2 separate regions of the Homo sapiens genome follow, and region 1 is linked to region 2. A link is an interaction called in ENCODE POLR2A ChIA-PET data of the cell type or tissue named here. Cell type or tissue: MCF 10A. All regions are shown on one strand. Links, peaks and the distances in the headings refer to the core of each region. The heading gives the core; the rest is flanking DNA.

Evidence for each region. ChIA-PET counts read pairs that join two places held together with the same protein. Peaks named below come from ENCODE experiments on the same cell type or tissue, not always from the same donor. Only the 100,000 strongest peaks of a DNase experiment are listed, where the experiment ranks them.
Region 1: POLR2A ChIA-PET joins it to region 2 with 5 read pairs; 4 of 35 experiments call an interaction of 5 or more read pairs at or near these places.

What each region holds. Positions count from the first base shown.
Region 1 is chr1:178,499,533-178,503,929 of GRCh38, reverse strand. It overlaps LOC101928866 (a long non-coding RNA gene), which reads left to right. Exons shown (of 6, transcript XR_001738307.2): 6 at 2,389-2,472. It also overlaps a transcript of CLEC20A not described here. Among named protein-coding and RNA genes, the nearest start is that of CLEC20A, 4.8 kb to the right of the region's middle. RefSeq lists a silencer at 1,839-2,283. In MCF 10A, for the core only: CTCF peaks have their summits at 2,000 (motif pointing right), 3,141 and 3,373; a DNase peak (open chromatin) is centred at 1,999.
Region 2 is chr1:178,737,770-178,742,166 of GRCh38, reverse strand. The region is part of intron 1 of RALGPS2 (Ral GEF with PH domain and SH3 binding motif 2); the gene reads right to left. Among named protein-coding and RNA genes, the nearest start is that of RALGPS2-AS1, 14 kb to the right of the region's middle. In MCF 10A, for the core only: no CTCF peak of the experiment used is centred there; a DNase peak (open chromatin) is centred at 2,646.

The sequences.
Region 1 (4,397 bases), core at 297-4,296, 240 kb after region 2:
AGGGGCCGGGGACACATGGCACCATTTCCTCATGGAAGGGTGGATGGCTCAGGCTTAAAGAGATGTTGATCTGTCCCATTGCTAAAGGGCAACTGATGAGGAGCTTGGGGCCTGCATCCTCTGTTTCAATGTGTTTCAGTGGCCCTGCCAGTCTTCTTCCTTGTGGGTCCTTAGAGTCAATGGTTTGCCTGCTGGGATACAGGGAACCACTGTCACAAACCAGGTAGTGGCTTGAGCAAGCATTTTTTTTGTGTGTGTGCGTGCCTGTGTGTGTGTATGTGCGTGTTTCTTGGAGACGGAGTCTCGCTCTGTCGCCCAGGTGGAGTGTGGTGACATGATTTCAGCTCACTGCAGCCTCTGCCTCCTGGGTTCAAGCAATTCTCCTGCCCCAGCCTCCCGACTAGCTGGGACTACAGGTGTACGCCGCTATGCCTGGCTAGTTTTTTGTATTTTAGTAGAGACGGGGTTTCACCGTGTTGCCTAGGCTGGTCTCGAACTCCTGAGCTCAGGCAATCTGCCTACCTCGGCCTCCCAAAGTGCTGAGATTACAGGCGTGAGCCACCACACCCGGCCTTGTGTGTGTTTATTTAGCCCACATGACTACCCTAAGAAATAAACACTGCTGCTATTCCCATTTTGCAGGTGAGGAAACTGTTTAACTCAGAAGTTAACTTTTCTGAAGTCACAGCTAAATGGGGGAGCCATGGCTACACAGCCAGCACATTTGACCTGCACCCCAGACTCTTCCCCGAGGGGCATACACCCTCCACCTTCCTTGCTTGGGGAGTAGAGGGGTGGACTGTGTTGACCACTGCACCCCGTGACAGCATTTCCCACTTGACATTTGTAAAATTGTGGTTTAAAAAAATGAGTAAATAGACATGATCCCTGCTTTCCCAGGCCATGCCCCGATGCAGGAGGGTCATCTGCATAGTGTGGATGGAGGGACTCCATCCTTTCCCCCGATAACTCAGTTGGCCTGAGGCGGGTCCTGGAATAGCAGCCTTGGGAAATGAGCCTGGGCTGTAATATCACACAGCCCTGCTCTAAACTCCAGGTCCTTGCCATACCAGTTACATGGCCTTGGGCAGGTTTCTTAACCTCTCTGAACTTGTTTCCTCATTTGTAAAATCGGATATTATACAGTACCTACCTCATAGGGTTTTAACATTTTATTTCTAAGAATTAAATAAGGCAAAGCATGCGAAGGGTGTGACACATGCTCCTTGTGAACCCTAAGTGCCCCCAAAGGCCTCTAGTTCTTGGGGACGATACCCTCCAGTCCTTACTCCTGTCCCAGGATCTCGCAGGGTAGGATGCTCCACTTAGCAGAGACACCAGTGCTTCCCTTTTTTAATGGCTCCACTCCCACCCCCAGGGCTCTGGACCCAGTTCAGAAGTATGTTGGGGTGGGAGTTGGGGGGTGGAGGAGGCTTTAGGGACAGGTGCTCCTGTGGCGGTCCCTGCACTGTCCCTGAAGCCAGCTTTTTCAGAGGCACCCATCACATGTGGTGTGTACCCAACCCACTCCCTCCTTCCCCCTTCCATGAATACTTGAAATAAATAAAATATTAAGAGGAAATTAATCATGTATCTAACCAAGCTATTGGTATGAAATACTTGCTGAAGAAAATTATATGAAGCAGAACAGAAAAGACCAAAACAGTTATATAAAACAAAAGGAATTTAGTAATTTGAAAGGTAAGAGGATCAAAATCAGAGATAATATACATATTAGGTTAATGGGAAGAAAAATAGTCAAATTAGGTACCTAGTATTAACTCAATATTTAGTTGTAAAGGAATCAAGTAGAATTGTTTCTATTTAAGACTAGCTATTAAAGCAGCACTTAAACAGGGGGAAGGGGGTGGAATAAATGAAAGATACAAGCAGCAGTAGCTTAGAATGCAAGGGTTCACCCTTCCTCTCCCCCACCAGCAAAAAGGGCTCTTCAGGTTGAAGGAAGCCGGTCTGGCTGCCCAGTACTGAGTGTTTGCCCCTAGGGGGCGCCCAAGAACAGAGGCTCTCGCCAAGGGATCCAAGTGTTCCAGAAGTACCCCAGTGACCTGCCCCAGCTGCTCCCCTGCTTTCCCTGCCTGCATAGGGATTTAGAGCAGAACTTTTCCCTTGGGCAGAAATGGCCCCACGAGGCACAGGCGACTTCACAGGTCATGTCCAAACCCACACAATCATCAGCAGGAAATCATTTTTATCCAACCACTCATTCAGTCAACATATACCGACTGCCCCTCCTTGCCAGGCATGGCAACCCACACTTATAACAGAGGATGTGGAAACAGATTTAGGTTACAAGCCGAATAAACAGTTCAGAGCAGGGAGCAGGAATAAAGGGAACAAGCTCCTCACCGCAGACACCCTACCTTTCAGGGTGGGCAGGTGTTCCTAAGAGCTGCCCCTCCATCCAATGGGACATGGCCTGTGGCTCTCCAGTGTCCACAAAATGAACAAAGTGCAGCCGAGCTTGAGGTCCTGCGGTCCTTGAGGATGATCTGAACCCACGCAGCTGATGGAGCCTTCGGAGGACACAGGTGCTGTCCCCGTACTGCCCTCAGAGCACAGCCCTGGTCTCCAGTTCACAGCGCCTCCCACAGGGAGAGGAGAAAACCTTCCTTTCTCTGAAGAAATGGAAGGAAGTCTAGCTGAGCCTCTTCTATGGGTCTGGGATGAGGTTGAGTGCTTTATAGACACGAGGCAGGATAAGCTTGTTAGGTAGTAATTTGTGTTTTTTTCCCAGAGCCCTAGGCGGGAGTAGGACCTCAGAGAGGAGCAGCCATGTGGGGGTCCCAGATTCTCAGAACATCCTCCGTCACTGGGGTGGCTCATCCATGGCAGAGCTGGCTGACCTCAAGTCACCCTAAGGACTGGAAACGGGTGTCTCAGTGGTGAGCAGTGCAGACAGGCCCAAGGCAAGACCCAGTCTCTTGTTCTTTCTCTACAGCCTGTGAGTATGTGTGCAAGAGAGTGTGTGTTGGGGGAACAGCCCTGAAAAAAGAGGGGCTCTAATTTCTTCCTTGCTTGGCAGGGTGAGCGCTCAGAGTGAAAGCTAAGTTGCTTTACTGGTTATCAAGGCAGCAGAATAACTGGGATTATCATACATTGGGGTAGGAGTAGAAAATGAGACACCCACTCTAGAAAAGAAAGTGTTTCCTGCACACTGGAATTTGTAAAGTGCATCATATTCATGACAAGGAATCCTCATGATACCGTAATGCCATTGTCAAATAGCTATGTTGACTCTCATCTTGTAGATGAAGAATCAAGGCTCAGAGAAAATCTCTCAAGCTGGCCGCAGGGCTGTTTCCACTGTGCCTGCTCCGATGGTTGGCAGGGGTACTGCGGCCACGGCACACAACTTTAGCAAAAGCACTGTGGGAAACGCAGCTCCCACATTGGGAATGCAGATCTGGTGGTTCTGGGAGAAAAGGTGTGGATTGTAGGAAAGTGAAAGTTGTCTGTCTATAAAGAAGGGTTCTTTAAGCCTGGGTAAAAATGGCATTCCCGTGTTCGGGGATAGGAAAAGAGTGGCTGGGAGTTTCCCTGAACCATTTGGCTTCCTGTAGCTCATGCAAACCAAGTGTTTGTTCCTGGGCCACTTAGGAAGCCTGCTCCTCCCTCACTCTTGGTTCCTTTGACCCTTGCCTAGATTTCCTGGCACAGCCACCAATGTAACTCACACACTGGGTGCCAAGGCTGTCCTCCCCCGCCTTCACCATCGGCCCTCTGTGTCTTGTTCAAGCCATCTCCTTCATTCATGTATTTAAGGTCTCTATGTACCAGGCAGAGCACTGCGTAGAAGCTGCAATCTAAAGAGAATAATAATAGCAAATGCTACTGTATTAGTCAGGGTTCTCTAGAGGGACAGAACTAACAGGATAGATGTATATATAAAGGGGAGTTTATTTTATTTATTTATTTATTTATTTATTTTCGAGACGGAGTCTTGCTCTGACCCCCAGGCTGGAGTGCAGAGGCGCGATATCGGCTCACTGCAAGCTCCGCCTCCCAGGTTCACGCCATTCTCCTGCCTCAGCCTCCTGAGTAGCTGGAACTACAGGCGCCCACCACCACACCCGGCTAATTTTTTGTATTTTTAGTAGAGACGGGGTTTCACTGTGTTAGCCAGGATGGTCTCGATCTCCTGACCCTGTGATCCGCCCATCTCGGCCTCCCAAAGTGCTGGGATTACAGGCGTGAGCCACCACGCCCGGCATAAAGGGGAGTTTATTACGGAGTATGGACTCACATGATCACAAGGTGAGGTCCAACAATAGGCCATCTGCAAGCTGAGGAAAAAGGAGGCCAGTCCAAATCCCAAAGCTGAAGAACTCGGAGTCCGATGTTCAAGGGCAGGAAGCATCGAGCACGGGAGAACGATG
Region 2 (4,397 bases), core at 162-4,161:
TTCTGCTTCTTCTTCTTTTTTTTTTTTTTTTTTTGACGGAATCTTGCTCTGTTGCCAGGCTGGAGTGCAGCGGCACGATCTCAGCTCACTGCCACCTCTGCCTCCCAGGTTCAAGCAATTCTCCTGCCTCAGCCTCCTGAGTAGCTGGGACTACAGGCGTGCGTCACCATGCCCGGCTAATTTTTGTATTTTTGGTAGAGACAGGGTCTCAACATGTTGGCCAGGATGGTCTCGATCTCCTGACCTCATGATCCTCCCGCCTCGGCCTCCCAAAGTGCTGGGATTACAGGCGTGAGCCACCATGCCCAGCCCATTTCTGCTTCTTAAATGTGTTTAGGTCTTCTAGATTTTATGTGATTATTGATATGGTTAGGTTTAAGTCTATTATATTTTGCTATTTGCTTTACATTTGTCCCTTTTTTTTCTCTTTTTATGCTTTCTTCTGAATAAGTAAGTATAGTTTCTAATTCCATTTTATCTCCTTTGTTGGCTTCTTAGCTACAACTCATTGTTTCACAGGATTGTGTTAGGATTTATAGTATTTAACTTTAACTTACCATGGTCTTCCTTCAGGTGATATACCACTTCATGTACAGTACAGGAACTTTACCAAGAATCACATCTTGTTTCTAGACCTGAGGTATACTATGTCTTTGTCAAAATGGGAGAGAAGCAAGTACTAGAAAAACATAAAAGAAACAGTAACAACAAACTGAGACCTCCTCCTTAGCTTCATTTAAAAAGAAAGAATTGAAAAGGAATTAGATATTTAAAAATTAAAACTCTGTAACTGGACCACCTGGGTTTGAATTCTATTTCTGCCCGTTACATATTGTATAACCTTGGGCAAGTTGGTTAGCCTCTCTGTGCCTCAGTTTCTATATCTTTACAATGAAAGTAACAGAAACATCCAATGAGTTAATACAGGTAAAATGCTTAGAACACCAAGCATCTATTAAATGCTCAGTGTATTATTATTCACACTGTATAAGACAATATTTTCTAACTCCCTATACCTTATCTTGTTTACACAGCTCCCACACAAGGTTACTCTGCTCCAAGTGAATCAGTAAGGAGATTAACTATAGTTAGACTCTTAGTTGCAAAAAAATCAAATTACCTCAAATATCATTACATATATGATACTATTTATTGAACATCTGTTATACGCTTAGCATTGTTCTAAGCTTTCCATGTGTCATTCTCACTTAATCCTCACATCAACCCAGTGAGAAGTATTGTTATGATGCTCATTTTACAGATGAGAAATGAGACAGAGAGTTTAAGCGATTTGCCCAAGGTTGCAGGGGCTGGTAAAAAAGCCAGAATTCTAATGTCAAATGTCTGACACCAAAGCCTACAATCTTTCCTGGGGGTGGGGAGGAATGAATGCAGTCTCAAGAAGGGCAGGAGCCACAGAAGTACTAAAGGAAGAACAGTATCTACAGTGCCAGAAACTAGAATCTTCACTCTCATGTTCCATACCTCTCTCTCAAACCACATGGTTTCTCTCAGAATTTTGCACTTCTCTCAGCACACATGCCCTACTCTTTTATAGTTACCAAATGGCTTCCTCATCTCCTTTATCATTTCTGTAATTCATAGCTTCTGCTTACATCTACTTTCCATTCCCTTAAACTTTAGTTTTACAGGACTCTACACCAACACATCTTTGCAGCTTCAGCTCCCATGGTTCAATGGTAAATTAACTCCATGTTTTCTATAACTGACTATATAAATTTTCCCAGGTGGTTGATGGATTAGCAACCCTTAGGTCAAATGCCCACTGCTGGACCAATCCACTGCAATACAGTTTTATATGGTTAAAAAAATAGCTATTGAGGTCTGTTCTTCTGCAATGTACTGTAGAAAAAGCAGATTTCCTCCAAAGGAACTGTGGGCAAGCCAGAATTATAAATGACATATCTAGGATACTGACTCAGATAAATCACTACTACTCTGGGACTCAAAAGTCTTGCCAGGATTTCTAATCTACTTAGTTATAGTAGTTAAGTAGTTATAAATACAAAATTTGGTTGTTACTAAGGGGATCATATAATTTACAGCATCACACAAGACATGAAATACAGGTCCAGTGATTATTAAGTCAAAGGTTGCCATACTCCATTCAAGAGTACCACAACTGAGGAGGAAAACCCACTATTATCTATTATTTCAAATACCGCTCAGAGTTAGAAGTAGTATCAATGACCCTATTCATCCTTATAGCTATATCTGTTAGGCCATATTGGAATGAAGCAGATGAGGTGGCTAGGTTTGTTGACTTCATTCCTACAGCCAGTTCAGCTGTCCAAACTGTTTAGATAAACAAGTGCAGCACAGATGGCTTCAATTAGTACTGCCTGTTCCCTTAAGTCCAAACCTTCAAAGTGGTTATCTTTAAAAACCTTTTGGCAATGAGTTCTATCTGTCACCTTTTGGATCTCTTGAAGAAAGGAAACAGAGTGACACGCTAAGTTAGTGAATAACAATATGTACTATCATTTCAATTCTAATTTCCCCTGCTTCATTTCTAAGGGCTGAATATTTAGTCCCACCTCATCAAAGGTACTGTATTTCCCGCCACATCCCAAACAAACCCTTCAATCCAAATCGTGCCAACAACACCTAGTTCTGGTTGCCACATCTTGAGTCATGCTGTTTCAACAATCAGTATGTTCTTTCCACATAAATGAAACACATTCCTTAAGGACCACTCCTGTCCTCACTGAGCCTCTTCTTCTGTGACCTGCTAATGCTCTTCAATCTGACACAAAACAACATATTGTTTTATGTTATTTACTGTGGTTTCACATATAAGACTGTCTCTGACCAAGAAGACATGAACAACAATACTTTTATGATAACACTCTCAAGTACTGTGCTTACAAGAAAACATTTAAAAATGCCAGTGGCCAAAATAAGCAAGTCAGAAGCAGAGTTTCTTATCCATAAGATATCCTCAAAATGTTGCTCTTTAAGTAGACTTATTCCTGTCCCTCTAGCTTTAAGAGATAGGATCTAAACTACAAAAACATACAAAAATATATCAGCATATCAAAATTGCAAAAAAAAGAAAAAACTTACTAATCACCCACCTACAAACCCCTAAACTATCTATAAAGATTTCAGCACATACACAAAAGTGTAGCTTAAGAAAAGCAACAGAAAACATACAGATTTGTCATGTAAGCTAATTCCAGAAGGCAAAAAAATGTTCTAGACAAATCCTGGAAATCTAAATCAGGACTGGAAGAGGTATAACGAATAATTTACTCCAGTAACCCTAGAGATCTAGAATAACCACAGATGCAACAGAATCTGGGCTATAATTACACTTGATCTTCAAAATTCTGAAAGAAAGAGTAAAAGAAATCCTTACAATGATCCTATGAGAAGGCACTATTATACCCAATTACAAATAAAAAAGCTGAATGTTAAACAAATTAAGTAACTTGCCCAGATTCATACAGACTTTCATCAAAGAATTATAACCATTGTCTATCCTTAAAAAATTTATTTAATTTTAGCTTAGTAAATTATATGGCTGATCCCAAAAACATGTAGATACTTATTAGAAATTTAAGGAAACATAAAATTGAAATTTAGTTTTGACATTCACATTCCTTTCAATGCAAATTTAAGATATACAACTATTAGCCGACGGCAGTGGCTCACACCTGTAATCCTAGCACTTTGGGAGGCCAAGGCGGGTGGACTGCCTAAGCTCAGGAGTTCGAGACCAGCCTGGGCAACATGGTGAAACTCTGTCTCTACTAAAACACAAAAAATCAGCCAGGCATGGTGGCATGTGCCTGTAATCCCAGCTATTTGGGAGGCTGAGACAGGAGAGTACCTTGAACCTGGGAGGTGGATGTTGCAGTGAGCTAAGATCGTGCCACTGCACTCCAGCCTGGGCGACAGAGTGAGACTCTAACTCAAAAAAAAAAAAAAAAAAAAAAAGATATCCATCTATTAGAAAATAAAACTGATAATTTTTGACTAGACCTAACCAAAATCTATAGCCATATTGTGTTCCTAGCCAGCACATTTGAGCATATCACTACTTGTTCAAAAATCATTATTGTGGTCAAGCGTGGTGGCTCATGCTGTAATCCCAGCACTTTGGGAGTCTGAGGCAAGAGGATTACTTGAGCCCAGGAGTTTGAAACAAGCCTAGGCAACAAAGTAGAGACTATGTCTCTACAAAAAAACAAAAAAATTAGCCAGGGGTGGTGGTGTGCACCCGTAGTCCCACCTACTTGGGAGGCTGAGGCAGGAGGATCACTTAAGTCTGGGAGGTCAAGGCTGCAGTGAGCTGTGATCATGCCATTGGAATCCAGTCTGGGTGAGAGAGTGAGACCCTATCTCAAAAGGAAAAAAAATCATTAATGTCA